2 separate regions of the Homo sapiens genome follow, and region 2 is linked to region 1. A link is a loop called in an ENCODE intact Hi-C map of the cell type or tissue named here. Cell type or tissue: heart right ventricle. All regions are shown on one strand. Each heading gives the region's core, and the rest is flanking DNA. Links, peaks and the distances in the headings are about the cores only. Region 1 holds the start of C16orf95 (chromosome 16 open reading frame 95). Region 2 holds the start of LOC124903748 (a long non-coding RNA gene).

Region 1 (14,946 bases), core at 2,545-10,544:
CTGTGGAGGCGGCCAGCAAGAGCAGAGAGGACAGGCCATCTACTGGTGGTCCGTCCCGGGCACCCTCCTTCCCACCTCCCTCCATGCAGCCAGGGCCAGGGGAGAGAGTCAGAGGAGGGGCTGGGCCAGGGAAGGGAGGTAGTGTGGGAAGGAGGAGGCAGGGAGGTGAGAGAGGTCAGGGAGAGTGCAGAGGGGGAGGAAGAGAGGGAGGAAAGCAGCAGCAGCAGCAGTGGGTGCCAGAACAATCACCCCTCTGCAGAGAGCAGCGCGGCCCTGCCCTTCCAGTGCCAACTGGGAGACCTGAGCCAGCCCTCCCTGAGCCACACCTGCCCTCTGTGCTCCCAAGCCCATGGCCACAGCTGCCAGGGGATCTTCTCTGGACACCAGCAGAGGCCTTTGTGGGAGCAGAGCCCAGGTACCCCTCTTCCCCTTCTTCCTCCCATCTCCCCTTCCCCCGGCCCCCACCTCACTCTTCAGTTCTCACTGCAGTGTGCGCCTCCTCCTTACCTGCTGCTGAGACCTCAGGACCTGGGGCACCCAGTAGGGCATCACTGCCTGGTCCCTAGGCATCGGGAGGCGGCCCCCAAAGCGGTGGCATAGGCAGGGGCACATCTTGGCGGTTTGGGGGATAGGAAATTGAACCGTCTTTTGACTCTAACAGAGAGGATGGGAGGAGAAGATTCAGAAGGGGATGGAGCCATGCCTGTCCCCAATGACTCCCTGATGGAGCCATCCCCCAGAAGATCCCCTGGCTGGGTCTTAGTATCAGGGCAGGCCCTGGAGAGCTGTTCCCACCCACAAGCACACCCAACCACTCCAGATATGGGACTGTGGTCTACCCTCTACAACATGCCCACTGTTGGGAGACACGGGACCTCCGTGGCTCACCTGGCCTCCCTACCCACCATCTGCACCTGTGCCCTGGCGGAGCACACAGGTTGGTATTGGGAGACCTGGCTCTGTCCTGGTCTGGTGGTCTCCAGCTGGGGCCCTTGGGCATGACACTTAGCATCCCTGTGCCGCAGTGCTCTCAGCTATGAAGAGGGCTCTGCTGGCATCTTAACAAAGTTTATCAGGTTCTAAAATAGACAGCCTTTGATGCGGCAATTCCACTTGCAGGAATGTGTCCCATGAGGATACTTTCACATCTGCAAAGTGTCCTATGCACAGAAATATTTGTTGCACCATTGTCAGGAGTGAATGGACAGCCCGAATACCTTTCAGTAAGAGACAATAAATGACAGACATCGGGCAACAGGGTATAGGCAGCCTTGGGAATAATGGAACAGAGCTGTCCGGACTGACACGGAATAAACTCTGAGACAGGCTGTAAAGTGAGGAAGATGCAGCACCGTGAGTTCACTACACTACCATTTGCATTTTTCAAAAAAGAATGTACATGCAATCACATGTATGTGAATTATTGCAAATTACACTCTTGCCTCAGTTCCTCACCCTCCCTAAAGCCCACCCTTGGCACTGTGACCCTGCAGCTTCTCCAGCGGAAAGACAGGGTGGTCCCACCTCTCAGCTGCGGGTTCAACGAGGCACATGGTTCGGGCAACAGGATGAGGAGGAGGTTACAGCAGGAGGAGGAGTTACAGCTCTGCACGTAGTGGTAGAGGCTATTAGACACGGGAGGAAGGCCGGGAGCAGTGGCTCATGCCAATAATCCCAGCATTTTGGGAGGCCAAGGCAGGTGGATCACTTGAGATCAGGTGTTTGAGACCAGACTAGCCAACATGGTGAAACCCCATCTCTACTAAAAATACAAAAATTAGCCGGGAGTGGTGGTGGGCACCTGTAATCTCAGCTACCCGGGAGACTGAGGCAGGAGAATCGCTTGAACCTGGGAGACGGAGTTTGCAGTGAGCCGAAATCATGCCACTGCACTCCAGCCTGAGCAGCAGAGTGAGACTCCATCTCAAAAAAAAAAAAAAAAAAGAAAGAAAAGAAAAGAAAAAGAAAAACTGAATGCCATCCCTCATAAGCAGGACAAGAATGTCTCCTCTCACTGCTCTCTTCAACACTGTACTGAAAGGTCTAGCCAGTGTATCAAGCAAGAAAAATAAAAGTCTCCAAATTGAAAAGGGAGAAAGAAAGCCATCTCTATTTGCAGATGACACAATCATCTACATAGAATAGCTGATGGAATCCACAAAAAGAGCTACTAGAATAAATAGGTTTAGCAATATTGTAGAATACAAGAACAATAGACAAAAAATCAGTTGTACTTCTAATACCAGCAATGAAAAGTCATAAATTGAAATTCAAAAACAATGTCATCAAAATTATGAAATACTTATGGGTAAATCTGACAAAAGATGTGTAAAGCCTATATAATAAGAGCTACAAAATATTTATGGGAAATATTAGAGAAAACCTAAATAAACATAGAAATGTATCATGTTTATGGGTCAAAAGATTCAATATTTTTCAAAAGACAGTTCTCTTCAAACTGATCTACAAAGCCCACACAGTCCCAATCAAAATTCCAGTAGGGTACTTTTGTAGAAACTGACAAACTGATTCTAAAATTCACATGGAAATTAAAAAAAAAAAAAGAGAAAAGCCAAGTCTGAAAAAGAAAAACAAAGTTTGAAAATGAACACTACTTGATTTCCAGGCATTATAAAGTCAAGACACAATAATCAAGACAGTGTAGTATTAGCATAAAGATAGACAATTAGATCAGAAGAGAAGAGGGTTCAGAAATAAATTCATACATATATGAACAACTGTCAGTCCACTTGTATGGCCATAAAGGAATAGCTGAGGCAGTGTAATTTATTAAGAAAAGAGGCTTGGCCAGGTGTGGTGGCAGCTCATGCCTGTAATCCCAGCACTTTGGGAGGCCGAGGCGGGTGGGTCACTTGAGTCCAGGTGTTTGAGACTAGCCAGGGCAACATAGTGAGACCTCATCTCCACGAAAAATAAACAAAATTAGCCTCGTATGGTGGTGCACGCCTGTGGTCCCAGCTACTTGGGGGGTGAGGGGGGAGGATTGCTTGAGCTAGGGAGTTCAAGTTTGTAGTGAGCCATGATTGTGCACTCCAATCTGGGCAACAGAGTGAGGCCCGGTCTCAAAAAAGGAAAGGCAGGCCAAAGACATGGAAAGACATTTACAAATTGAATCTCGGATCAAGAACTTGTATCTAGAATTTGTATCTAGAATATATAAAGAACTATCAAAACTCAGTAATTTAAAAAAGCAATTCTTTTAAAGGGGCAAAACAAACAGATGCCTCATCGAGTAAGACATGCAGATGGCAAAAGCACATGAAGAGATCCTTGACATCACCAATTATCACGGGTATACAAATGAAAACTACGATGAGACAGATACCCATTAAGATGGCTCAAATTAAAAACATCAGCTAAACCAAGTGTTGGTGACGATGTGAGGAACTGGAACTTTAGACACTGCTAGTAGAGATGTAAAATGGTGGAAAACAGTCAACAGGTTTCTTTTTTAAAGTTAAACATACACCTACCATATGATTCAGGAATTCCACTCCTTGGTATTTACCCAAGAAGAATGACGGCATATGTGCATACAAAGCCTTGTACACAAATGTTCATAGCAGCTTTGTGTGTAACACATAAGAAGTAGAAACAACCCAAATGTCCTTCTGGGCGAATGAATAAACTGTGGCCTATTCACATAATGCAGCATTACTCAATAATAAAAAGAATGACTATTGATGCCCATGATCACATAGAAGAATCTCAAAATAATTATGCCAAGTGAAAGAAGCCAGACAAAAGAGTACAAAGTCTATGACCCCATTTATATAAAATCATCAAAAATGCAAATTAATCTACAGTGACAGAAAGCAGGTCAGTGGTTGCCTGGGGATGTCAGGGTATGGAATGTTGGGTAAAGTTACAAAGGAGCCCACGGACATGATTAAGGGTTGTGTATATGCTCATTATCTTGATGGTGGTGGTGGGTTCAGGGGGGAATACCTACGGCAAGACTTACCACATTGTACATTTGACACACGTGCAGTTTATCACATGCCAATCAAACCTCTAGAAGTCTAGTTTTTAGAAAAAACTGTTTAAAAATCACAGATCCTTTTATAGTTCATAAGCATGATAACTGGGTACTCATGCACATGTGTGAGGTGTGCCTCCCTCAGACCTTGCTACAACGACAGCACATTACCCATCTGACATGAAAATAAATAAATAAATAATATCAAACTGTCTCCCTGAAATGTTAAAATATCCATTCATATAATACTTCTAATTCTGAGGGGTGACTGGTCAACTGACATTCACCCTGGACCCTAGGGGAAGACCTCCTGGTTCAAGTCACCTACCTGCTTTCGGGGTCTCAGGGACAGAGGGACCCAGTAAGGCAGTGCTGCTTCCACCCTGGACACAGGCAGGCGGCCCCCGAATCTGGTCTGGCATTCACAGCAGATGGCCCAGGGGCCAGGGTGCATCTGAGTAAGATCCAGAAATGACAGAACTGAGCTTGATGCTGCATTTGCAGGGAGACAGGAGGCTCTCAAGCACAGTAGATCCGTGCTCAGGAAGATGGTGTCCGGGGGCAGGGTCCCCAGCTCCTACTGCAGCTTGGAAAGAGGCAGGCTACCGTGGCTCGCCCTGAGGCCTCCAAGGTCATTTGGAGGGGGATCCCCCGGAGCTTGCAAATCAGGTGCGCTGGGATTCTCAGCTGCTTCCTGCTGTGCTACAATGAGCAAGTCTCGTGGTCCCCTCTGAAAATGGGCATGTACAAGCAGCTCTAGAGCTTATGCGCACATGAGTGCTGCCTTTATGGCCATCTGTCACACTCTGGTGTGCAAGAGCTTCCACATCCATCCCATGTGACCTTCGCAACACCCTCAGGCAGGAAGGAGAGGTGCTGCCATCACCTCCAGGGGCACACGGAGAAGCTGATGCCCAGAGCAGGTATATTAGGTGGCCTCCTGAACTCTGAGGTGTTGTGAGGGCCTGGGAGGTGTTCTGGAGGCCCAGGGATAGCTCCTGCAACCACACTTTTGTGTTTGGAGGATTCTCTCATGGGATGCAGCTTCTGGACCCACATTCCCTGCTCTCCTCACCCCACAGGGATATGTTGGGGTCAGGGCCAGTGGCTGAGGATTTGCTTTCCTTACCGAATGACGGGGGAGGCACACTTCTTTCTTGTAGGTTTGAAATGTGCTATTCCTAGAAGAGAAGAACAGAAAAGCTTAGGGTTTGTGTAAACTAGGGGGCAGGGATGCTAGAGCACAGGCCTGGACCTGTCTTCTCAGAACTGACTCTTAATAATAAAGCCCACGGGTGGTGGGGATGGGGGGATCCTCTGAGCCCAAGAAGAGTGAGAGGGTGACATCAGAAGCAGGCGTGTGCTAGCTCATGCGTGAATGTCTAGGGGCTCCTGGGGGCTGGCTGTCATGGAATCCTGCATTCCCAAGCCAACCAGCTTCAAGCTGACTCCAGCTACACTTGTGCTTGGAGCATCAGAAAAGACAGGAGCATTCCAACCTGCTGAGAACTTTCCAAGACATGTAGCTGCCAATCACATCACCTAGGATGATCTGTCAGACACCCTCAACTTACTGAAATACTGAAGAAAAAACATCGTCAAACTGTCCATTAATGAACCTCCTTCCACTATAAAAACCCGGGTGCTTTGTCTCTGGGATGACAAAGCACTTGGGGTTACACAGCCTGTGTGGCTCTTCCCTGTTCCACTCCCCAACAAACTGCTTGAATGTTGGCTGGATGAAGCGTCTCCAGTGGGTGCAAAGCCCTGCTTCCCTGACAGTAGTGGGTCAAAGTGCTTTGTATGTGGAAACCGTAAGAGCGATATAAGTGTTTTTGGGTTTCATTGTCATAATAACCATTATTATTATTGCTATTTTTGTGAGAGTAATAGGTTCACGCATCAACTCTCCCAGATAATGCTTGAAAACAGAGGATGGGGCACTGCCCTCCACAGCATCCGAGGCCCCTTCTGGTAATGACAGCACTGCTATATTCCTGGTGGGGAGGGGGGGGGCCACAGCCATCTCAGTCCTTGTAGTTCAGGTGGGCCAAACTCACCACTGCCCAGCCTGGAAAGCTGGGAAAAAAAAGAATCTCCTTTTTGTTGAGGTTGATAATCTGATAACATGTAAACCTCAGGAGGTCCTGGTGATCATCTTGCCTCCACAAGGGAAGCCAGCAAAAAGGAAGGAAGCTGAGAGATGGAGAGAAACCTTCCAGGACCATGGTCAATGTGTACCTGGATACATCCATGCCTGAAGGCCTACTTCTGACATTTTCAGTTATGTGGAACCATCAGTTGCGTTTTTGTTAAGCCAATGTAAGTGAGGTTCCTGTGGGTGGCGGTCAAGAGTTCTGCCTGTGCATAGGTCATGGAGCAATGCCGGGCCGGGAACTCACAGGCGAGGTGTCGGGTAGCCGCGGGCAGGATTCAGGACTCACTTGCCTGCCATCCTGCGCGCTGGGTGTGAGTGCCAACCTGCAGAGCCCGACGCACCCCGCGCCCGGCCCCCCGGCAGCAGCGCCTGAGGCTGCTCCAGTGGCCTCATGATGATGGTGACAACGCCGCGGGGACGGTGGGGACCGGCTCGCACGCATATGGCTTCTTATGGCTGACGCGCCCTTTCACACACACATCGTCCGCAGGCCCTGACGCCCTGGCTCCCGCCTTTCCCTCCTGCCCCAGGAGGAACCCAACCCGAGCTCAACCCCAGCCCCAACCTCAACCGCTCAGAGGAGCCCAACAACGCCCGCGCGCCCGCCCGTCCCGCTGACTAGCCCGCGCCCAGCCAATCAAAATTGGCCTTCTAGGTATGTGACCTTAGCTGGCAGCTGATTGGTCCCTCACGAGAGACGCGGGGTCAGCGGCTCAGAGCGCGGCTGTGTGGGGCTGCGGGGCTCCCGCCATGCCCGCTGGGGTAGGTCCTGCGGACCCCGGCCACTGGAGCCACTCATCATTTCCGACGGATGGGCCGGAGGGGCCGCCGGCCGCCCCAGCCAGGGTCTCGGTAGCCTGCAAGGAGAGAAAGAGGTGGGAGCAGCCCGCGCGGGGCCCTGCGTCTTGCATAGGCGCTTCTGGTAAAATCACTCCTTTATCTCAGATAATGAGTTGGCGCTGGATCGCTGCGTCCTCAGGTGGGGCTCGAATCGTGACTTTTAGAGAAATAGGTTTTCTTTCTTTTTTTTTTTTTTTAACAACATGGGGTTTAAAGGGCGCGGAATTGGAAGCAGTCGTCACCCGGAGGCCTGGGCGTGCAAGCACCGAAGCTCTGGCTGGCCCTGAGCCTCCCCACCCCACCCGCTCTTTTCGCTGGAACGCGTGTACTTTGGGCAGTTGCTGACGTGGAGACAGGACGTATGTCTTCATATTTTAGTAAAACCCAATGCCCTCTGCCTCTCTGATTATGTTCTTTAAGTTATCGCCAGTTCCAATTTGTATTTCTTGGAAACGGTTGGGTCTTCCCTCACTTTTCAGTATTTTCATGTAGACTCAAATACTCTGGATTAATATTTGTATTTGCCCAAACCATCACGAGCACCTCTTACCCTGATGGGCAATACTTCAGTGTGCTGCGTTCTGGCCACAGAGCAAACAGGGTGCTCCCAGGCACTGCCCTCTCGGATTTCTTGCCTTGTTATTTAATCATTAAGATCGTGACCTATGAGCAGGACTGTTTCCAGCCAGCACATACACATGTCCTCTCCTGGCCAGCATCCATGCTGATTAGACGGTGCCCCTGCCATACTAGCTGCCTAATATTTCAGATACCCCACCCCGTGTGTGTGTGTAAATCATGTCACTGCCCTCTTTGTAGCTAATGACAAAATTCCAAGAGTCACCATTAGCCTAGCACATTATGCCTGTCTCATTTCTGCCCACTTTGGAGCACTCGGCTTCTCTGCTGTTTTCCTCCAGAGCACACTGAAACACTGCCATAGCACAGCAGGGCATAGAAGACAGGCTCATGCTCCCCTGGACGCTCAGGCCTTCACCTCGGGCACACTAGGTCTTGTCATTCCATGTCAAGAATAGCTCTTCACTGCCCTCACCCACCCAAGAATGGCTAAAATTAAAAGGACTGACAATACCTAGTTTGTCGAGGATGTCACAGCTGGAACCCTCATACATGGCTCATGAAATTGATAAAACCACATTGGCAAACTGGTAGTATTTACAAAACCTAAACATATGAATACCTGATGACCAACTAATTCCTCAACTCACCCAAGAGAAATGAGAGCTTATGTGTACCAGAAGACATGAACAAAACTACCCACAGCAGCTTTCTTCCTGATGGCCCCAAACTGGAAATGATCCAGATGTCCATCCATAGGAAAAAAAGATTTTAAAAAGAAAGTATGGCATGTTCACAGAGAGGAAATTCTGTACAACAATGGAAATGGGCACACAACCACAACCCACAACAATGTGGATGAAGTGTACAATGAAGTCAGACCCCAGAATGTACAGACAATTCCATGTGTGTGATGTTCAAAACCAGGAAAGCAAATCCATCATGACACAGGCTGGGGATGTGAAGGAAACTCCAGCCACCCTGCCCCTGTGCTCTGAGTAACAAGGCCTAGATCCCAATCCTTGCTCTGCCTCTTATCAGAGACAGGTATCAGACAAGTTGCCTAACTTTTCTGAGCTTCAGTTTTATGTCTAAAATAATGATAACCATAGAACCAATCCCAAGGAAGTTTCAGAAGATCAAATATGAAAGAGCATGAAAGGTGCTCAAAAACCAGGGACTGTCATGGTAGCTCACATCTGTAATCCCAGCACTTTGGGAGGCCAAGGTGGGAAGATCTCTTGAGCCCAGGAGTTTGAGACCAGCCTTGGCAACGTAGTGAGACCTCATCTCTGCAAAAAATTTAAAAATTAGGCATGGTGGCACATGCCTGTGGTCCCAGCTACTTGGGAGTTTGAGGTGGGAGGATCACTTAAGCCCAGGGGGTTGAGGATGTAATGAGCCATGATTCCATCCAGCCCGGGTGACAGGGCCAGACCCTGTCTCAAGGAAAAAAAAAAAAAAAGCCAGACAGAGTCCAGCACACGTCAGTTTGTGACGTGAGTGTGCTTCAGGCTGGAAGTTTGGCCACTACCACTGCCTGTTTTAGGCTTTTGTTTCCAAAGCCCCCAAGTAGAGGGAAAGAGGAGCAGAATGAGATCTTTGTGAACCCAAGGTAATGGGTACCCAAGCCAAACCCACAGAACCTCCTTGATCCCAGGGAGAGAGTTGCAGGTTCCTCCCAGATCACACCTCCCCAGGCAGCCTATACCCAGACAGAAGCAGGGTTCCTGGGCACAGTTGTGTGGTTTCTTCACTAATCAAGGGTCCCTTGCCAAGAACACAAGTGAGGCTTGCATTTATCCTGTGCTCAGCTAACCAAGTCATGCACCCCAGCCTGGGCCTTAGCCTGCTCCAAAGCAGCGCCATATGTGAACTTACACAGGAGCACCCTGGGCTAGTGGTGGCCCTGCAGAGAGGCCTGACACCTGAGCAGCAGAAGCTACCACCAGACCAGAGGGGACCATCAACCTGGCTAGACAGGGCAGAGAAGCAGTGGGCCACTGAGGCAAACAGCCTCACTTTCACCTGCTAATGGCTCCTTCCAACTGCGAGAGTTGCTTGACCCATGTGTGGGGACAGCCATCAGCAGTGACAGGGTGGGGTGAATGTTCCAGCCACTCCACTCTGCAGTCAGGACAACTTCAGGACATGTTCTGCACTGGCTCCTGGCATCCCCCGCAGGATGGCTCCAGCCGCCTGTGTCCTGACCTTCTTGGTCATGCCTGTAGTTCCGCCTCCTGTTGTTCGAGGCCATCCTGACTAACACGGTGAAACCCCGTCTCTACTGAAAATACAAAAAATTAGCCGGGCATGGTGGTGCATGCCTGTAGTCCCAGCTACTGGGGAGGCTGAGGCAGGAGAATCACTTGAACCCGGGAGGCAGAGGTTGCAGTGGGCTGAGATCAGGCCACTGCATTCCAGCCTGGGCAACAGAGCGAGACCCCGTCTCAAAAAAAGAACACTGAGTACACCGTAAGGGATGGCGAGGATGTGGCACAGGGGGACTCCTTCATCCGCTCTGGAAAATGTGGCAGTTTCTCCTCTGATGCAACATGTGCTTAACATGTGACACAGCAGTCCCACTTTTAGGTATTTAAAGGAATGAAAACTTATGTCCACACAAAAAATCACACAGATGTTTATAGTGATTTTATTGATAAAGTGTCCAACTGGAAACTGCAAGTATTCTTTCTGGGGACACAGATACATTGTGGTGCCTCCACCCTGTGAATCCTGCTCAGCAATCCGAGGGATGAGCGGTTGATTCAGGCAACACCGCGGATGGATCTCAGGGCATCGTGCTGAAGTCCCACATTCTAGCAAGGTGCTGCTTCCTGCAGATGGGCAAACACTGGTCCTTGGCAGGTAGGGGGAAACACATCTTGCCTTTTTTTGGAGACAGGGTGTCCCACTGTCACCCAGGCTGGAGTGCAGGGGTGTGATAGTGGCTCACTGCAGCCTCAACCTCCTGGGCTCAAGCAATCCTCCTGCCTCCTCCTGAGTAGCTGGAACTGTCTTCCTCTCTTGAAGTAGGAAGCACAGGTATACACACAGTACACAAACAGTATGTCTGTGGTGGTAGAATTTCACGAGGGTATTGGAAAAACGTCTGATGAGGCTCCTTGGAGGAGCAATAATTGTGCATTATTAGAGGAGCAATAATGCACAAAGGCTGAGCCGCACCCTGCCAAAGGAGAAAGGCAGACAGACTCCCTGCTGGGAGAGCCCACTCCCCAGACGTTCTGGTTGAGGCTGAACTACGGGGTGGAGAGCAGATCAGGGGCGCCAGGGGCTGGAGATCTGGGGAGGCAGAGACTGCAGCGTCAGCATGAAGGGATTTTGATGGGGGCTGGAGCACTCCATGTCCTGATGGTGCTTATTTACAACCATCTGTCATCTCAGAACTGCACACACGGTAAAATTTCACTATAAATAGCTTACACCTCAAAAACCTAACCAAACCCTTTTTATTTTTTTTAATTTCTTTTTTTTCGGGGCGGGGGGTGGGGGAATGGAATCTCTCATTATCGCCCAGACCGGAGTGCAGTGGTGCGATCTCTACTCACTGCAACCTCTGCTTCCCGGATTCAAGTGATCCTCCTGCCTCAGCCTCCCACGTAGCTGGGATAACAGGCACCCCCCATCACCACCACCACCACACCCAGCTATTTATCTTTTTGAGACAACGTCTCATTTTGTCGCGCAGGCTGGAGTGCAGTGGCACAATCTCGGCTGACTGCAACCTCTGCCTCTCAGGTTTAAGCAATTCTCCCACCTCAGTCTCCCGAGTAGCTGGGATTACAGGCGTGCACCACCACACTCGGCTAATTTTTGTATTTTTTGGTAGAGACAGAGCTTCACCATGTTGGCCAGGCTGGTCTTAAACTCCTGACCTCAAGTGATCCCCCTGCCTCGGCCTCCCAAAATGCTGGGATTACAGGGGTGAGGCACTGCTCCAGCCCAAATGCTTTTTAAAAGGAAGGAAAAAGAAGGACAGCTCAACCCTTTCTCACTAAAGGGCAAAGGACTGCTAGCTGGGCATGTAAAAGTGTGCATTTTCCTGAAGTGTGTTCTCTGGAATCCTCTTCCCCAGAGATGTTGAAACGGAGGTGCTTTGTTTAGTGCAGTGGCGGCAGATGACAGCCACAGGACAGCTGCTCTGGGGGCCTTGGAAACTACAAATGCTCAAACCCCCTCCCCAGGCCACATCTCAGCGTGCGGGAACTGGGGTGTGCATCTCTCCCAACAGCTTCCTGGTGACGCCAAGCTTCACACCCACCCAATCCATGGGAGCAAACCGACTGGACTGCATGGCAGACGGTGGCCCACTGGCCATTGCCTCTTTGCTTTGCTCAGGAACTGGGTGGAATGTGCCCGGGGAAGGTAGCCCCAGAACTGCAGGGGAGCCACGACAGACTCAAGCCTCACGGAAACCCCTTTCCCTGGGCCAGAGTTGGTTCCTGGGTGGCGTGGGGCTGGCTCTGGCCAGTGAGGAGTCAGCCCCTGCTGAGGTTTCTGGGAATTATGTGTCTCCCAGGAGGAGAGGAAGACAGCTGAGGACACAGCATCTCACTAGCCCCTCCTCACCCACCAGGTGCCAGGCCAGGTGTCACCTGAGCCAAGCAGCACACGACCGCCCCTGCCCACTTCCACCTCAGCCCTGACCCTCCCTGCACCTGGGAGTCCACCGCCTCCTGATGTGTCTGTGATCGGGGCAGCCCCAAGAGCACGTATCCCGGGACATGATGTGTTGTGGTCTGTGTGGGGTCAGAGCCGTCAGTGTTCACTGCCGCGTGCCCAGTGCTTAGCACTGTTTGCCGCATGGGAGATGCAGGTCACAACCCGGTAGCGCCTAGTGGCCCGGGGGACACCTGGCTTGTCTGGGCCTGTTGGCTGACAGGTAGGAGGGACTGCCATCCATTGTTGGGGCAAAGGATGCTGCTCAACCTCCCACAACGCATGGAGCGGCCCGGCGCACGACTCACCCGGCCCCAAACACCAACTGTGCCGAGGTGATGCCCTGCCCTGAGGCGAGCGTACAAGGCTTGAGCGTCGAGAACACTGCAAGGGTCTCAGCCAGTGAGGGGCTGCCTGGGCCCCGCCGCAGGCCTGACTCCTAGAGCCAAGCCGTTTTCTCCCTTCAGGCAGTGGGTAGGGCTCTCACATGACGACCCTGGGTTTGCAGCTCGGCTGTGCACACAGGTGGACCCTCCGTGCTTTGTCAGTTCCTACTGCTTGGCCCTGGGGCCGGAAGCTGCTTCTCAGGCCTCACTCTGAGAAGCATCTTCACAACCTGGGTAGGTCCATTGCCTCTTTCCACCGACTCTGCTCCTTGACAAGGGCATGTTCATCAGCAGAGCCAGGCAGGGAGAGCTCAGGACAGCCAGACCTGGGGCCAGTGGCATAGGTACGTGTGGGAAGGGGCACCAGGTGCCTGTCCTCCCTGCGGGCAGAGCCGTCTGTCCTCTGCAGACCTGCAGTTTCTGTAAACATCCTGTAAGGAGCCAGGAAGCAGCAACTCCAGATGCCCAGAGGAGCCCCAGCCAAGGCAGATGCAGCCAGGGCATCAGGCCGTGGGGCTGGGCAAGGTGAGCCACAGGCTGGAAAGGCAGGGGCGCACGGCAGATGGGGATGCGGAAGCCAGATGCTGACCCAGCTCTACCCACATTTGTGAGGGGCATGGGGGCTGCGCCGTCAGAGGCCTTAGCTGGCTCCGGGCTTGAAATGTGAGTCCCAAGAGCCCAAGTTTTATTCCCACGTGGCCGCAGCATGCCAGGCTTAGCCTCCCTGTGTTTCTGTAAAACAGCACCCTCGTGTTTTTATATGAGAACCGAATTCAAGGTACTAGAAGTCCTCATATGGGAAGGGAAAAGTCGTGGTTTTATAAGCAATACACTCTGGCTGAGCCCAAGTTAAGATTTCCAGTCCAAGTTCATCAGCGCCTAGCTTCAGCCGGGACTGCTCTGGCCCCACTGCTGTGTGAGCTGGCGCTTCTGATTCCACCCCACACTCGGTGAAAGGGTCCCAGAGCAACTGACACTGAGCGTCACCGGCGGCGGCTCTTCCTAGAGGAGCATGTTCAGGAGAGGTGAGGCTGCGGGGCTGGGGCCCTGGGCTAATACTCCCTGGCTGTGTGACCCTGGGCAAATTACTCAGCCTCTCTGAGCTGCTGCTTCCTCTCCTGTGGAGTGGGCTGATCCCAGCCACACCAGCACTCCTGGTTGTTCCGTGGTTAATGTCTGCCAAACACGGTGCCATGGAGAACACCCAGCAGAGCCCAGCTGCTTGTTTGCTGGGGAGGGACAGCGCTGCAGGGGCGCCTCCCCCTGGCCCTCCAGCACCTTTCCACCTTGCTTCCAGGACCTCCGCGGCTCAGAGGCAGTGCAGGTGGGCTTCAGGGACGGCAGGGAGGGCCCACGCCGGCACACAAGGAAGAAGGGAAGGCGCCAGGGATCGCACCCCTCAGGAAGAAGAGGGACGGAGGCAAAGATAGGAAGGACACGCATTGTGCCTTCTGTCACTTGGGGATTTTCAAGTCAAAATGGGGAGGGGGCCGGGGTAGGTTTGGAAACTATCCAAATGGCATTTTGTTTCACATTGCTGGCTGGGGGCAAGCCCTCTGCAGTGACCCTACATGCCCACTAGAGGTCACACCACAAAAGGGGACCTCCCCTAAGGAGGGGGGACAAACGGAGGACCCTGGGCACCGTGCCTCCTGCAAGGGGAGGAAGGATGAAGCCCCGCCATCCATCGGGTGGGGAAAGCGCCATGCCTCCGGCAGCACAGCCAAGCGGCCCCCACAGGGAGGAGTGAGCTCCATATGGGCCCAGGTGACCCGGCCACAACACCCTCTCGGCCTCCGCCTCACCTGCTGGTGTTGGGCATGGCCAGCCTGGGCAGCCACCAGCCCTCGCTGCCCATCTGCTGTCCCCTCAACCCCAGCAGCAGACAGAAAAGTGCAGGGTCTGAGCCCCCGGGGGGATGCTGGTGTCGGACAGATCCCTGGAGAACAAAGCCTGTGCCCTTGTGTCTAGGTGAGGCTGCGGCACCCAGGCCCGGAGCAGGTCCCCCCAGCTGGGCCATCCCCACTCTTGGAGCAAGAGGGGAACTGCAGCAGGAAGCAGCCTTCTACTCGTTCCCCATGACCTTATTTTTTTTTTCATTTTAAAATAAAATATGTAAGAGAAACATATGAAAGACGCCACATTTAGTCCCTTATCAGATCCACACTTCCCCCTGTGACCTGGGAAATCGGGGTGCGTCTCCAGTCTGTGGGGGGCAGGGTCTCGTCCAGACAGGAGGCTGCATGGTGCTGCTTGTAGCAAGTGACTCGTTTGTGGTTGGCACGCCCAGTGCAGCTGAGGAT
Region 2 (14,946 bases), core at 4,857-12,856, 220 kb after region 1:
AAAAACTCAGATCTCAGAGGCAAGGGGACAAAGCCATAGGGGTATTACTCGCACAGAGGCACAGGGTGCTGTCAGCAAGAGCAGAGCCCATCCTGGGGCCACTTGTCCCCAGGATGATTTCTACCCAAGGCCAGCATTGGATGGTGAGCGGGGACAAGGGTGAGCCTGGACATCAGTCTGTAGTTCCACCTTGTTGGAGGAGAGGCATGGCAGCCTGCTACTCAGAGGCTGAAGTGGGAGAATAGCCTGAGCCCAGGTGCTTGAGGCTGCAGTGAGCCATGATTGCACCACTGCACTTCAGTCTAGGTGACAGAGTGAGACCCTGTCTCAAAAAGCAGATAAACAAATCTGTAATTCGAGCAGGGCTTGGCAGGGACAGCTCATCCCCGCTCTCTGTGGATTTGGCAGGAGCAGCTTGAAGCCTCAGGGTGGTGACCTGATGTTTGGGAGCTGGAGTCTCTGAAGGCTCTCTCACCCACAGGTCCAGTGCCTCAACTAGGGCACTGGCTGAAACACCTACTGTGGCTTCTCCACGGTGGTTGGCTTCCAAGAGGAAGCATCCCAAGGGAACCAGGTGGAAGTTGACTTATCTTTTACAACCCAGCCTTAGACATCACTCTGACCATTGTCCCAAGTCCACCAGGATTCAAGGGACAGAAACCTAGACCCCAGTTTTTGCAAAAATTCCATGGTAAGAAGAGTTTGTAGGAAGAGAGAGATCATTGCAACCATGTTGGGAAACACAGCCTGCCATTCCTCTCCACTTCCCCTCATTTGATGACAAACCCCATTCTCTTTCCAGTAGAGGATACCTATGACCCAGGCTGGGCCAGACACCATACACCACCTCTCCAGCCACAGTGGTTGGTCCGGGGCTGGGCAAGTGACTAAAGCAGTTCATCTGGAGTTTGTGCCTAGCTGAAGCTGACAAACCAAGCCCCTTCTTGCCCTGGGGCCATTGATCCCATGACAGGGGTGAGGCACACCAACTGTACATATGACTTCATGACCTGCAGCATCGGCCCTGGACTGCTTATCTTCAGTCATTTTTTTTTTTTGAAATGGAGTTTTGCTCTTGTTGCCCAGGCTGGAGTGCAATGGTGCAATCTCAGTTCACTGCAACCTCTGCCTCCCAGGTTCAAGTGATTCTCCTGCCTCAGCCTCCAGAGTAGCTGGGATTACAGGCATGTGACACCATGCCAGGCTAATTTTGTATTTTTAGTAGAGACGGGCTTTCTCCATGTTGGTCAGATTGGTCTCAAACTCCCGACCTCAGGTGATCCACCCACCTTGGCCTCCCTCTTCAGTCTTCTTATGTGAAAAATTCCACCCTTAGCTGTATAAGCCACTGGAAGAGGGCTCCTGTGACTCACAGCTGAACACAGTCATAATTTATACTTGGAACAAATGGCCACTTTCACAGGCACCCTAAATTCATCACTGAAGCCAACACAAAGCCCAGTGATGATCATGATTTGTGATTCTTCATTAGATAGCTATTGACAAAGGGACCACGTCTCTCTTGTTCATCTTTCCATCCCAAGCACCAGATATAAAAGACTCCATAAATTGGTCTTGAATGAATGAGTGAATGCAGCATGATAGCAAAAGCCACAATAATGGTGACTCGGGCATTAGATAAAATGGGGTCCTGATCCCACTCCCTCTGCTTGCCTGCCGAGTGATCTTGGGCAGGTCCATTAAGCTCTCTTGGCTCCAGTTTCCTTATCTGTAAAATGATAATACAACTGACCGTGTCCAAGGTGTGAGGATAACTGATGTTGAACCAATGTTCACTGCTTTTGCTGTTACTGCAATTGGTAGGAGGTGAGGAAAGTGATGAGAGGAGAAAAAGCTAGAAGGTAATCTGTCAGGTGTTCACCCACCTCTGTTTCTGAAGCAATGGGATCCAGCTCTATCATATATGTATCCTTAGGCAGGACAGTTTGGGTTGGGCTCTGCTGGGTGGTTCTTCTGCTGGTCTCACTTGGGATCACCTGTGTGGCTGCAGTCATCTGGTGGCTAATGGAGCTGCATGGTCTAAGAAGCTTCTCTCACAGGCCTGGTGGTCATGCTGGTTGCTGGCTCTGCTCAGATAGAGCTCCTCTGCTCCACATGGCCGCTCATCCTCCCATAGGCAGCCTGGATATCTTCACAGCATTCCATCAAGGCTGAGAGTGGTAACAGCATGTTCTCTTGGGACTGAGGTTCTGAAGTCACACAACATTGCTTTTGCCACATTCTATATATTTGTCAAAGCTTAGAAAGGAAAAAATATTTCTTCTATATGCAACATTTTGCTTCTGACAACAAATGGCAGCGTAGGGGTTCCCCACACCAACAAATCTTCCAACTTTCTGAAATAGTTGGGTGTCTTACAGTTCAACTCAGTTCCAACACTACCTGGAGTTAGCATCAGATCCCATGATTTAGGGACTCAGTCCCACAGGACGGCCTCCACTTCAGATGCCAACTGAGAGTCTGGGCCTCCCTCCAGACTGATCAGCTATGATTTATAGCTGATTTAGGGGTTCCCATGACCCCCTCCTCAGATTCAATAATTGGCAAAACTGGGCACAGTGGCTCATGCCTGTAATTCCAGCACTTTGAGAGGCTGAAACAGGCAGATCACATGAGGTCAGGAGTTTAAGATCAGCCTGGCCAACATGGTGAAACCCCATCTCTACTAAAAATACAAAAATTAGCCAGGCATGGTGGTGCATGCCTGTTGTGCCAGCTACTCAGGAGACTGAGGCAGGAGAATTGCTTGAACCTGGGAGGCAGAGGCTGCAGTGAGCCAAGATGGAGCCACTGCACTCCAGCCTGGGTGACAGAGCAAGACTTTGCCTCAAACAAACAAACAAAAAGTTGGCAAGAATGACTTACAGAACTCAGGGAAACACTTTGCTTATTTTTACTGGTTTATTACAAAGGATATGACTCAGGAACAGCCAAGTCATGGACAGGGTGGGATGGACGGGGTGGAATAGACGGGGTAAGTAGGGGAGGCGCAGGAGGGGTGCAGAGCTTCCATGCCCTCTCCAGGTGCACTGCCCTCCCTGCACCTTGATGTGTTCACTAACCCCACCCAGAAGCTCTTTGAAACCCCCTTCCAGTCATTGACAGGTGTTTTGGAGACCTCATTAGACAGGTATGATTGATGACATCATCAGCCATTGAGGATTAAGTCGATCTCCAGCCCCTCTCCCCTCCCTGGAGGTTGGGGTTGGGGAGCAGGGGGACTGAAGTTCTAACCCTCCTCTGGCAACCAGCCCCCATCCTCCAAGAGTCACCTCATTAGCGTAAACTCAGATGTAGTTACTAATAATGGTTTGGATATTTGTCCCCTCCAAATCTCATATTGAACTTTGACCCCAGTGTTGGGACTGGAGCCTGGTTGGGGGGTGTTTGGGTCATGGGGGTGGATGCCTCATGAATGTCTTGGTGCCGTCCATGCAGTAATGAGTGAGTTCTCGAGAGCTCTCGCTCTAGCAGTTCCTGAGAGAACTGATAGTTTAAAAAGCCTGGCAGCTTCCCCCGCTTGCCTCTCTCCTCTCCACATGACACCTGCTCCTTTTCACCTTCTGCCCTGAGTGGATGCTTCCCGAGGTCCTCACCAGATGCAGATGCTGGTGCCCTGCTTCCCATACAGCCTGCAGAACTGTGAGCCAAATAAACCTCTTTTCTATATAAATTATCCAGCCTCAAGTATTCCTTTACGGCAACACAAACGGACGAAGAGAGTTGTCATTATGAATAACCGAAGATGATCTTCCCACCCTTATTGCTCAGGGAATTCTGAGGATTTTAGGAGCTCTGTGTCCGGAACCAGGATGGAGACCAAATATATATTTCTTATTATATCACAATATCACAAAGCCCTTTGCAGATTTGCTAAGTCACATTACAAAGGAACCTGTATACAGGCCACCTTACTTCAGCTCCAAACCGAGAATCACTTTCCCCCCAACCACATCATCCCCCTAGTCATCTGCCCTCCAAATCTGCATTTTTCCCCTATCATTGTTGCAACAAATTACCACAAACTAGTGGCTTAAAACAGGACACATTTATTATCTTAAAGTTCAGGAGTTCTGAAGTCTGAAACGGGCCTGCTCCTTCTGGACACTCCAGGGGAGAATCTGTCTGCTTGCCTTCTGCAGTTCCTAGAGGCTGCCTGCATTCCTTGGCTCATGGCCCCTCCTCTGTCTTCCAAGCCAGCAGGATGGCATCTTCTCTCCTTGCTGACTTCTGCCTCCCTGTCACCAGGATCCCTGTGATGACATTGGGGCCACCAGGATAATCCCAGATAACCAGCCCCCCGAGCTCAAGATTTGTAAACCACATCTGCAAAGTTTCTTCGGCCAAGTAAGGTAAATTACTTGGTAATTTTCTTGGCAAGGTAGATATCCACAAGTTCTGGGGGTTAAGATATGGACATCTTTGGGGGTCACTATTCTGTCTACCATAGACTCTCACACCCTTTCCTTCCAACCCAGGCGTTTCCAGACTTCTTCAAACACATTCCTCTAGGAGTTTTTGTTTGCTAGTTTTAAAGGAGCATGCCCCAAATACATGATTAAAAGCCTGGACCGGCAGCCAAACTACCTCAATTCAAATCCCAGCTCTCCTGCCTTCTCATTGTTCTACCTCGGCCAATCTGCTTCACCTCTCTGCACCTCTGTTTCCTCATCTGCACGATGCAGGATGTCTCAGCTCCTGCTGCCATAACACAGATGCCATAGACTGAGTGGTTTAGACTTCACAGTTCCAGAGACGGAAGTCCAAGATCAGGGAGCCAACAGGGTCAGGTTCTGATGAAGCTTTCTTCTGCCTTGTAGTTGGCCACCTTTTCCTAGGTCCTTACGTGGCATAGAGGGAGGGAGGGAGAGAGAGAGAGAGAGAATGTGCTCTGATGTCCCTCTGATGAGAATGTTACCGGTGGAAAGTGTCCAGGTTCTTGGCATCTTGAACAAATAAATGGACAAAATGTGCAAACAAATCAAGAAAGGAATGAAGCAACAAGAGCAAAGATTTATTGAAAATGAAAGTACACTCCACAGGGTGAAAGTAAGCCCCGGCATAGGGGCTCAAGGGCCCCAGATACTGTATCTTCTCGGGTCCAAATACCCCCTAGAGGTTTCCCAGTGGCCACTTGGTGTTCACCCCATGTAAATGAAGTGGCGGCCTGCAATCGGTCTGATTGGTCAAGTGAAGTTACAAAGCTCACACTCCTATGCAAACATCTGATTGGTTGTGGAAAGCACACAATCAGAGGCTGAAGTGAAGTTACAAAGTTACATTCCAATACAAACGTCTGATTGGTTGCAAAAAGCGATCAATCAGAGGTACTTTCAATTTCCCATCTGCCTGGCAGAAAAGGTAGGGGTTTGCAAAGGGGTAGCCTCTGGTCCTTTTGTTATTTAGATGTGGAAAGTTAGGGCTCTCCTTTCAATTTAGTTCTAGGAAATCAGCGTGAAAGAGCCTTAGGTTCCCTGCCTCCAGACGCTATTCTCCTGCCTCAAGGATACCGATATGGCTTGGCTCCGTGTCCTCACCCAAATCTCATCTTGAATTTAATCCCCAAGTGTTGAGGGAGGGACTGGGTGGGACGTGATTGGATCATGTGGGTGGTTTCCCGCGTGTTGTTCTTGTGACAGTGGGAGTTCTCACGAGATCTGGTGGTTTTATAAGGCAGTTTTCCCTGCTCTCTCTTGCTCTTCTCTCTCCTACCGCCTTGTGAAGAAGATCCTTGCTTCCTCTTCGCCTTCCTCCGTGATTGTAAGTTTCCTGAGGCATCCACAACCATGTGGAACTGTGAGTCAATTAAACCTCTTTCCTTTATAAATTACCCAGTCTTGGATATTTCTTTATAACAGTGTGATAACATGCTAATACAGATACTAATCCCTACCTTATCTGGGTCTTGCCCTCACGGCCTCGGCAAACTTTAATCACTTCCTTATTCCAAACAGTCATACTGGGGGTGAGGGCTTCAACATATGAATTTTAGGGGCACACAATTCATAGCAGAGGGTAATAATATCTCCCAGAGTCCTGAGGAGTAAATGAGTGAATATGCTTACAAGGCTTAGAACAGGGCTGTGGCACAGCGGCAGTGCAGGGGTTGGTTTTTATCATCATTATTTATAAAACATACATTTGGGCTCTGCAGCTGACTTTCATGCACATTATAAAATGAGAAAAGAGAAAATGTAAAAGGATGAGATAAATTGAAGCTGAAGTCATAATAGCTTTCTCCCACACTTCCAGAGGATTGTCCTGCATGCCCTTTGGGGTTTGGGGTCCCCCTATTCCAGCCTGGGGTTCTCTGACATTGGCATGCATCCCCGTCACTTGTGTTACTCTTAAAATGGAGCTTCCTGAGCCTCGTCCCAGATTAACTGGATCAGCCCTGGTGAAGGAGCCCAATGGCTACATTAAAAATATATAGAGGCCAGGCACGGTGGGTCACACCTGTGATCCCAGCACTTTGGGAGGCCAAGGCGGGTGGATCACTTGAGGTCAGAAGTTTCAGACCAGCCTGGCCAACATGGTGAAACCCTGTCTCTACTAAAAATGCAAAAAAAAAAAAAAAAAATTGGATGTGGTGGCACACACCTGTAATCCCAGCTACTTGGGAGGCTGAGACAGGAGAATTGCTTGAACCCAGACGCAGAGGCTGCAGTGAGCTGAGAAAATGCCACTGCATTCCAGCCTGGGCAACAGAGTGAGATCCCATCTCTACAAAAAATTTAAAAATAAGCCAGGGGAAATGGTATGCGCCTGTGGTCCCAGCTACTCAGGAGGCTGAGGCAGGAGGATCCCTTGAGCCCAGAAGTTGGAGATGCCAGTAAGTAATGATTGCACCTCTGCACTCCAGCCTGGGGGACAGAGCAAGACCCTGTTTCAAAATAGATATGTATTTTTGATGTCAAAGAAACTGTTTTCATCAACTGTGGGAAAAACCCTGAGACTCACTTATAACCGCTGACCTCAAACACCCCCAAGTCTAAATTGTTTCCATCTCCCTGAATCCAAAACTCCAGCTGACGAGCACTGAGTGTTTATGTGAACATGGCCACATCCAAATGACCAGGCAGCCCTATAGCTCCTCACAGTCAAGTTCCTGTACGGTTTCCTCAAGATGCAAAAACATTTTGAAGTATGAGATTCGAGCTTCATACCCTGCCCAAGCCTTCTGTTTAAAGGTGGAATGCATTCCCTGCTTTTTTTCTTTTTAAATCTGCCCCCTTCTTGGTTTCTAATGACATTTGACATTTGACGTTCACCACTGCTGTGAGTTCTCCTCCGCCACTGTCAACACAGCCATGCCCAGCTACTAACGCAGAGACAGCAATGCTCCAGGCCAGAGCATATGTTGGAGACCTACATTCATTTCATAAATGTGAGCAACACAGTTTCCCATTCCTTTTGACTCATTTTTTCCTTCCTTTTCTCCACTTGCCAGTTGGGGTGGACTCCAGCGTGGCTGAGGGCAGACGCCGCCGCCCCTGAGAGCTGCTTCTGGTTCACGTGGCTTCTTAGAGAACCACAACTCCAGCCCTCCTCTCTGTAGGGGACACAAATTCACCGCTTGCCCTTTGTCCCCAGAAGATGTTTTCTAACAGCCCAAGGGCCGATCCGGAATCAGAGAAAAACACTCCGTGGGGGAGGCCAGAGGAATATTTAGTTTGTGTTTTATTAGCCCTTGCTGGGTCTCCAGATCTGAACCCCGGCGGGGCCTGTGTGCTCAGATCTTCCCACAGCGTACCCCTGAAGCCCAGCTCAGGCAGCCTGAGGATTAGAATAAATGAAAATCATTATCTGAGCTGTTTGGCACACGTGCGTGTGCAAGAGCCAGGGGCCATTTTCAAGGGAAAATGCCCGTTGCAGTTTCCTAAATCCTTTCTCATTTTTGACTTATTTGATCCTGGCAACAACTTGGTGAGATTGGTTTATCCGTGAGTCCATTTCACAGGCAGGAAAGTGGTGTCGCAGGGAGGCCGAGTGACTTGTCCACAGCCACGCAGCTGGGAAACGGGGAGACAGATTCAGGTGAGGACCTGCTGCCTCCGCGGTGCGGGGTACACCTTTCTCTCTCTTCCTCCTGCCTCCTTTCCTCTTCCTTCCTTCTTCTCCAAACTTCCACTCACCTATTTTTAAAACTCTTTTTGGAGATGGGGTCTGGCTATGTTGCCCAGGCTAGACCCAAGCCCCTGGGCTCAAGCAGTCCTCCCACCTCAGCTTCTTGAGTAGCTAGGATGACAGGTGCATGCTACCACACCTTGCTCAACTATTTTTAATTGAAAAATTAACATACACAAATGGTTAAACAACCACAACCAAACAGTACAGGAAAGGATGTCCTGAAAAGTAAGCTTCCTTCCACCCCAAATCTTCAGGGTCCCAGAGCCCCTTTTTCTAGCTATGTGTGTGCATATGTGCTCGTGCACACATATGTGTATGCACACTTAGGTGTGCATGTGTGATACATTACTCGGCCTCCTACACAGACAGTAGCAGCCCATGCGCTGGGTGCCTCTGGTTCTTCTTATTTCTCTCTCTGTCTCTTTTTTTTTTTTTTGTTTTTGAGACAGAGTCTTGTTCTGCCTTCCAGGCTGGAGTGCAGTGGCACAAGCTCGGCTCACTGCAAACCTCCACCTCCCGGGTTCAAGCAATTCTCGTGTCTCAGCCACCCAAGTAGCTGGGATTACAGGTGCCCATCACCACACCCAGCTAATTTTTGTATTTTTAGTAGAGACAGGGTTTTGTCACGTTGGCTGGGCTTGTCTCTAACTCCTGACCTCAGGTGATCTGCCCGCCTCAGCCTCCCAAAGTGCTGGAATTACAGGCGTGAGCTGCCACTTCCAGCCCTTCTTATTTCTCTTGAAAGCTGTTCTGTGTCCACATGGATGGAGCCACCACGCTTTTTGCTGACTGCACAAGAGCTCTCAGTGCATGGGGAGTAGGCTGTCCTTCTCCACTCCTCTCCACCAACAGGCATGAGGCTGCTCTCAGTCTCTGCTGTAATCAACGCATGGCGTGGGTCATGCCTTTGGCACATATATGCCTTTGTGCCCCTATGCCAGTGCCTCACTCAGGAAGAATCCTCGGAGGAGAACTGCTGCGCAAGAGGATTTGCCGTTGTCAGTGCCGGGGCTGTGGTTAAATTGCCTCCCCGTAGGCTGCACTTGCTCACACGCCTGCCCTCCCGGTGTCAGGGTCATGCCCCTCACTCCTAACGCCATGCAGCACGTAGCCATTCAGGGGCCCTTTGGGGGCCCCTCCCAGCGAGCTCACTCTAATCAGAGACAGCAAAGGTGTTGGATCTGCTTGATTTTCAAATGATTTACCCAGAAGCATCCACCCTCTCAGCCCCTAGTGTGGGGAATATGAGCCCTTCCCTGGAAACACTGCTAGAAAAAGAAAAAAAAAAAAAGGAAGAGAGAGAGAGGGCTCATTGAATAGGGCATCCCTAAAACGTGGACAGAGGAAGCAGAGAGAATGGAGTCCAAACACTCAGATCCTGTTGTCACCCCACCAGGGTCTACCCAGCAACGCCGAGACACTGAACAGGGCCCTCGTGAGTGCCTAGAAACGGTGGTGATCAACTCCCACCCCTGAGCCTCCCTCAGTCCCCAGATCAGCAGCAGGGATTTTTTTACAGCCCTCTACCCAGCCACCCTGGGTCCTGTGCAGCCAACCTGGGTCCACACATGTCCGGGACTCACAGATGAGATGGAACTGTCCCACGCATGGTCTCTGGGGCAGAAACTGCTGCGGAGCCTGCCGAGGCCACTCCTGCCGACTGGCCAGGGCACAGCATCTGACCCAGGAGGCTGTGACCTCGCTGCCCCAGGCCTGGCATGGCCTGTGGACAGTGGCCCGTCCCGCCGGCCACCAGGAACCTCCCCTCGGTGCCCACCCCATCCACCTCGCCAAGACTAATCTAGAAATTATTTATAGATCCGAACTCCACAGAAACCATTGTGTCTGCCGTTGCCATGGCAATGGGGATGTGGCAGGAGCGCCAGGCTCTCAGGCTTTCCAGGGCCCGTGGAGGCCGGCAAGGGCGGTCGATTTCTCCCAGGAGCCCCTGACTCACGCCCACCTTCAGAGGCCCCCGGGAGTGAAGAAGACAGCCTTCCCACCCGTTTCCAGCAGGGCTGGCTGCATCCAGGAAGACAGCGCTGCTGGTGAGTGGTTCGGCTTTGTTTCAGACCACTCAAAGAAATCATCTAGAACAACGTCCGCAAGACTGGCGGTGCAACTGTCCCCCTTGGAACCTCTCGGGAACACAGCCTCTGTCTCCTCACCGCAGAGCAGCTGCGTCAGACTCCCAGACGGCGGGGCCTAGGGATCTGTGTTTTGGTTTTGGGATCTGTGCAAATCCACATGACTCAATAATCCAAACATACAGAGAGCCTGGGAACCCTTACCCCGCTCTGGCGCCCTATGTGTCCGCTTTCATTGGCTTCTTGTATTTCCGGCTTGTTTTCTTTAGGGAGGCAGCAAATACAAGATACGGTCCACTTTTATCTTTCCCCGCTCAGAAAATAAAGATACCACAGCCCAGGCTTCCGCACCTTGCTTTTCTCACTAAATACTATTTTCCAAAGCTGTCACCAAATTCGCCGCTTCTTTATTTTTTTTTCTTTTACGGCGGCACAGCATGGGTTCCCTCCTGTGGGTCGGTGTGCCAAGGAATCTGCTTGCGTAACCAGACCTTTTCCCTAGGAGCAGTTGCCCAGACGCAGCCCCTAGGATGAGGATGTGTTTGCAGCGACTATTCAGGGAGTACTCCCTGGGGACACAGGTTGGGGGTGGGAAGCTGGACTGGAAAAGGAAGGAAGCTGGGCAGGGTGCTATGTGGGCACAGTCCTTCTGCAGCCTGAAGGAACTGGGGTGGGCGGGGCATGCCCGACCCCACAGGGGAACTGTGGAGGGTCAATCACACCCAGGGATGTCCCAGCCTGAGACCAGGGAGCTGAGGTCTTCATACACCCACCCAGAACCCACCTGTCTTTGGTTAAGCGTGGTCTAGGGAGGTATAAATTCCCAGGCATTTCCGTGCATGAGGGTGAAGCGGCTTCAGAGAGCCCACAGGCCACCCTCTAAACCAGAGGTCTCCAACCCCCGGGCCACGGCAGAAGGTGAGCAGCAGGTGAGTGAGCAAAGCTTCACCTGTATTTACAGCTGCTGCCCACGGCTCACGTTAACACCTGAGATCCGCCTCCTGTCAGATCAGCCGCAGCATTAGATTCTCATAGAAGCGTGGACCGTATCGTGAGCTGCATATGCAAGGGATCTAGGTTGCACACTCCTTATGAGATTCTAATACACGATGATCTGTCACACGGCAGTGACCAGCACGGACACGCATCCCTTCCCGTATGAAGCTTACACTCCAGACCAGAGTTGCCCAATAAAGCTTCCTGCACTGATGGAATGTTCTAGATCTGCATTGTCCGATATGGTGACCACTAGTCCCTTGTGGCTTTTGAGCCTTTGAAATATGGCTGGTACTGGTTCATGGCCTGTTAGGAACTCGGTTGCACAGCAGGAGATGAGTAGCAGGTGAGTGAGTGAAGCTTCCTCTGTATTTACAGCTGCTCCCCATCGCTGGTATTACGGCCTGAGCTCCCCCTCCTGTCAGATCAGCTGCAGCATTAGATTCTCCTAGGAACGCGAACCCTATTGTGAACTGTCATTCGAGGAATCCAGGTTGTGCACTCCTTATGAGAAACTCGTGTCAGATGATCTGTCACTGTCTCCCATCACCCCTAGATGGGATTGTCCAGTTGCAGGAAAGCAAGCTCAGGGCTCCCACTGATTCTACGTTATAGTGAGTTGTATAATTATTTCATTAGATATTACAATGTAATAATAATAGAAATAAAGTGAACGGTAAGTGTAATAAGTTGAATCGTCCTGAAACCATTCACCCTGCCTGGTCCATGGAAAAATTGTCTTCCATGAAACCAGTCCCTGGTGCCAAGAAGTTTGGGAACCACTGCTTTAAGCAGCTGCTGGTGCTGGCTGTTGGAGGTATAAACACTCCAAAGCTTTGGAGAGCACAAAAATGGTAAAAAGGGATCCAGGGATCCGGCAGGGGCCCTGAGGTTATTCAACACACATTTCCAATGGATTCTGTTAAAACTGGTTCAGATAGGGAGCTGCCCTGGCTTAGGGACAATCCATGAGCAAATTATCACCCATTTACTCAGCGCTTCCATGAACCAGGCCCTGGCTAGACCAAGAAGTCCCAGGTGCGTGGACCCCAGCGCGTTTCCTCCAGGGGTGTAGCACTGGGCAGGAGAGGGCCGAGGGCCCCTGCAGCTGGAGGCAGCTGGTGGCCCCTGCGTGCTCGCGGCCCTGCTGCTGCTTCGTCAGAAATGACACGACATACCTCACTGCACCTCCTGACCTTGAGGTGCGCTGAGAAGCACTGCAGAGAGCACTCTGCTCATCAACAAGTTTTATTTCTCTGTTTGTGCATTCAGCACAAAATATGTGTATTGGTGTAATAAACTTTGTAATGTGTTTCCAACGTTTGATCCACGAAGTTTCAGGTCTTTCCCATAAGCAGAGCCCTTGAAGGTGCTGGCACAGATTCCACGATCTGAGGCCTCCTGACGGCCTCTGGAGCCCCCTTCTGCCGCTTCCCACGTAGGGCTGCCGCGTGTGGTCCGAAAATCATCCTAAAAATGGAACCTTCCACTCAGGCAGGCACCGCATGGGTCTGTGTGAGCCGCATGTTTCTCAGCCAAGACGCGGCTGTGTAGGAAGTTCCTTATAAGGATTTCCTACTCTTTGTGGGCCACCCGTTCATGCGGTGACCAACCTCATTTGCGTTCCCAAGTCTGTGCCGAGCTTCCTGTGGGCAGGAAGGGGCCCTCACTGCCTTCTCCCTTGTGGGTCTTCGAGCCCATGAAGTGGGGGCTTGGCCAGGGCATGAGGTGTCTTTCTGCAAATTAGAGAAAGGGACGTGCTAGGGTTTGAATGTTTGTCCTCTCCGAAGCCCATGCTGAAATCGAATCCCTACAGTGGCAGCATTGAGAGGTGAGGCCTTGAGGAAGTGATTGAGTCGAGAGGGCTCTGCCATCATCAGTAGATGAATCCATTGGTGGACTCACAGATGAACGGGTTAACATTGGTGGGCTCACGGATGAACGGGTTAATGGGTTAATGGTTATCCCAGGAGTGGGTCAGTTATCACGGGAGTGGGACTGGTGGCTTCATAAGAAGAAGAAGAAAGACCTGAGTGAGCAGTCAGCCTCCACACTATGGGATGCCCTGTGCCACTTGGGGCCTCCATAACTGTAAGAAATTAATTCCCTTTCTTTATAAATTGCCCAGTTTCAGGTATTGTGTTATCAACAACAGAAAACAGACTAAGGAAGCACTCCCTATCCGAGTGGACTCAGCCTGGAAAGGCACAGTTTTCTGTGTGGAGGGATTTTTATAAGTGCCCCAGGATGGTCGGGACTCCATCCACGCTGAACACCCATGCATCATTAACCTGGGATATTAATGAGAGTATTGGTTTGGGTGCTCTAACAAAGACAATCAGAGTGGCAGAGACTGCCAGAGGTGGAAGGTGATTTCTGTCTTAGTCTCTCACACCAAGGTCGAGCTGGTGTGGCCCGGGCACCTTCTCATTTGTCATTCCACAATTCCCCTTGTGTGTGGTCCTTGTCCACGTGCTGCAGGGCAGGGTCCCAGGATGGTCCTTGTCCACATGCTGCAGGGCAGGGTCCCGGGAAGCAGACCTGCGATGGAGATTTGCATACAGGAAGGACCTGGGCATGCTCTCAGGGAGAGGCAGGACCAACAGAGGGAGGAGGTGGCTGAGATGCTCCTGCCGGGTCTCTGAGGCTGGCACGGGCCATCACAGTTGTCCCAAGTGGGAGTGAGGGGCTTGGCCTCTATAGCCCCCCAGTGTAGGTGTGCCTCTGTGCAAGCCAGCTCTCTTCTGCTAAGGGTAATTCCCAGAGAGAGCTGAGAGTGGGCCGCACTCCAGCCAGCAGGAAGGGGCAGGGGAGGGGGAGACTCCCCAGTCTGTGCAGGGAGAGGCTCAGAAGGTACACACATCACTTTTCATCCTCATCCTCATCATGTGGCCATATCTACCTTCGAGGGAGGCTGTGGGGTGCAGCCATAAGCCTGTTTAGAAGTCAGGGGTGGTCTCACCATGAGATCAATGGGAAGACCATAACACCTGGCACCTAGATGAGACAGGCACAGCCTTGGTGCTCGGCAAATCAGTGCATGAGCAAAGGAGAGATTAGGAGCAGAGTGTCTGCTGTTGGTAGGAAGAACGGGATGTTTTCTCTTGGCTTGGGAGCACACAGAGTGATCCTATGTGTATTAGTTTCCTATGCTGCATTGTGTTACAAATTTAACTACTTAAAACAACACACGGCCAGGTGGGGTGGCTCACACCTATAATCCTAGCACTTTGGGAGGCTGAGGCAGGAGGACGGCTTGAGCCAAGGAGTTTGAAATCACACAACATAGGAAGACCTCTCGTCTCTACAAGAAAAAAATAATTAGCTGGGTGTGGTGGTGCGTGCCTGTGGTCGTGGTCCCAGATATTTGGAAGTCTGAGGTGGGAGGATTGCTTGAGATCAGGAAGTCAAGACTGCAATGACATACGATTGCACCATTGCACTCCAGCCTGGCTGACAGGGCAAGACCCTGTCTCAAAAAACCAAACCAAAACACAAAACACACACATTTATGATCTTGTCATTTCTGTGGGTCAGGCATCCAGGCACAGCTTAGCTGGTCTGTGCTCAGGGTCTCCCAAAGCTGTATTTGAGGTGTTTGCTGAGCTGCGTTCTCATCTGCAGGCCCAACTGGGGCAGAGTCTGCTTTGCGTTCATCCAGGCTGTTGGCAGAATGTATTTCCTGTGGTTGTAGGGCTGAGGGCCTGTTTTC

The links. Hi-C counts contacts between places; a loop is a spot of excess contacts. Peaks named below come from ENCODE experiments on the same cell type or tissue, not always from the same donor. Only the 100,000 strongest peaks of a DNase experiment are listed, where the experiment ranks them.
Region 2: a loop joins it to region 1, with 8 times the contacts of the local background. A loop is called at or near these places in 6 of 110 quality-filtered maps.

What each region holds. Positions count from the first base shown.
Region 1 is chr16:87,310,643-87,325,588 of GRCh38, forward strand. It overlaps C16orf95 (chromosome 16 open reading frame 95), which reads right to left and starts at 6,750. Exons shown (of 7, transcript NM_001195124.3): 1 at 6,449-6,750; 2 at 5,130-5,181; 3 at 4,329-4,454; 4 at 508-654. The coding sequence starts at 6,600. It overlaps C16orf95-DT (C16orf95 divergent transcript), which reads left to right and starts at 6,867. Exons shown (of 2, transcript NR_135180.1): 1 at 6,867-7,080; 2 at 7,215-7,401. LOC124903787 (small nucleolar RNA U13) reads left to right here and starts at 4,078; the gene lies at 4,078-4,181. RefSeq lists enhancers at 4,571-5,071, 6,328-6,777. In heart right ventricle, for the core only: CTCF peaks have their summits at 6,345 and 6,545; DNase peaks (open chromatin) are centred at 6,399 and 6,799; H3K4me3 peaks cover 1,985 bases; H3K27ac peaks cover 1,805 bases.
Region 2 is chr16:87,531,294-87,546,239 of GRCh38, forward strand. It overlaps LOC124903748 (a long non-coding RNA gene), which reads left to right and starts at 7,609. Exons shown (of 2, transcript XR_007065170.1): 1 at 7,609-8,058; 2 at 9,970-10,580. RefSeq lists a silencer at 8,696-8,927 and enhancers at 10,535-11,035, 11,036-11,536. In heart right ventricle, for the core only: no CTCF peak of the experiment used is centred there; no DNase peak of the experiment used is centred there; H3K4me3 peaks cover 1,293 bases; H3K27ac peaks cover 1,264 bases; H3K27me3 peaks cover 2,246 bases.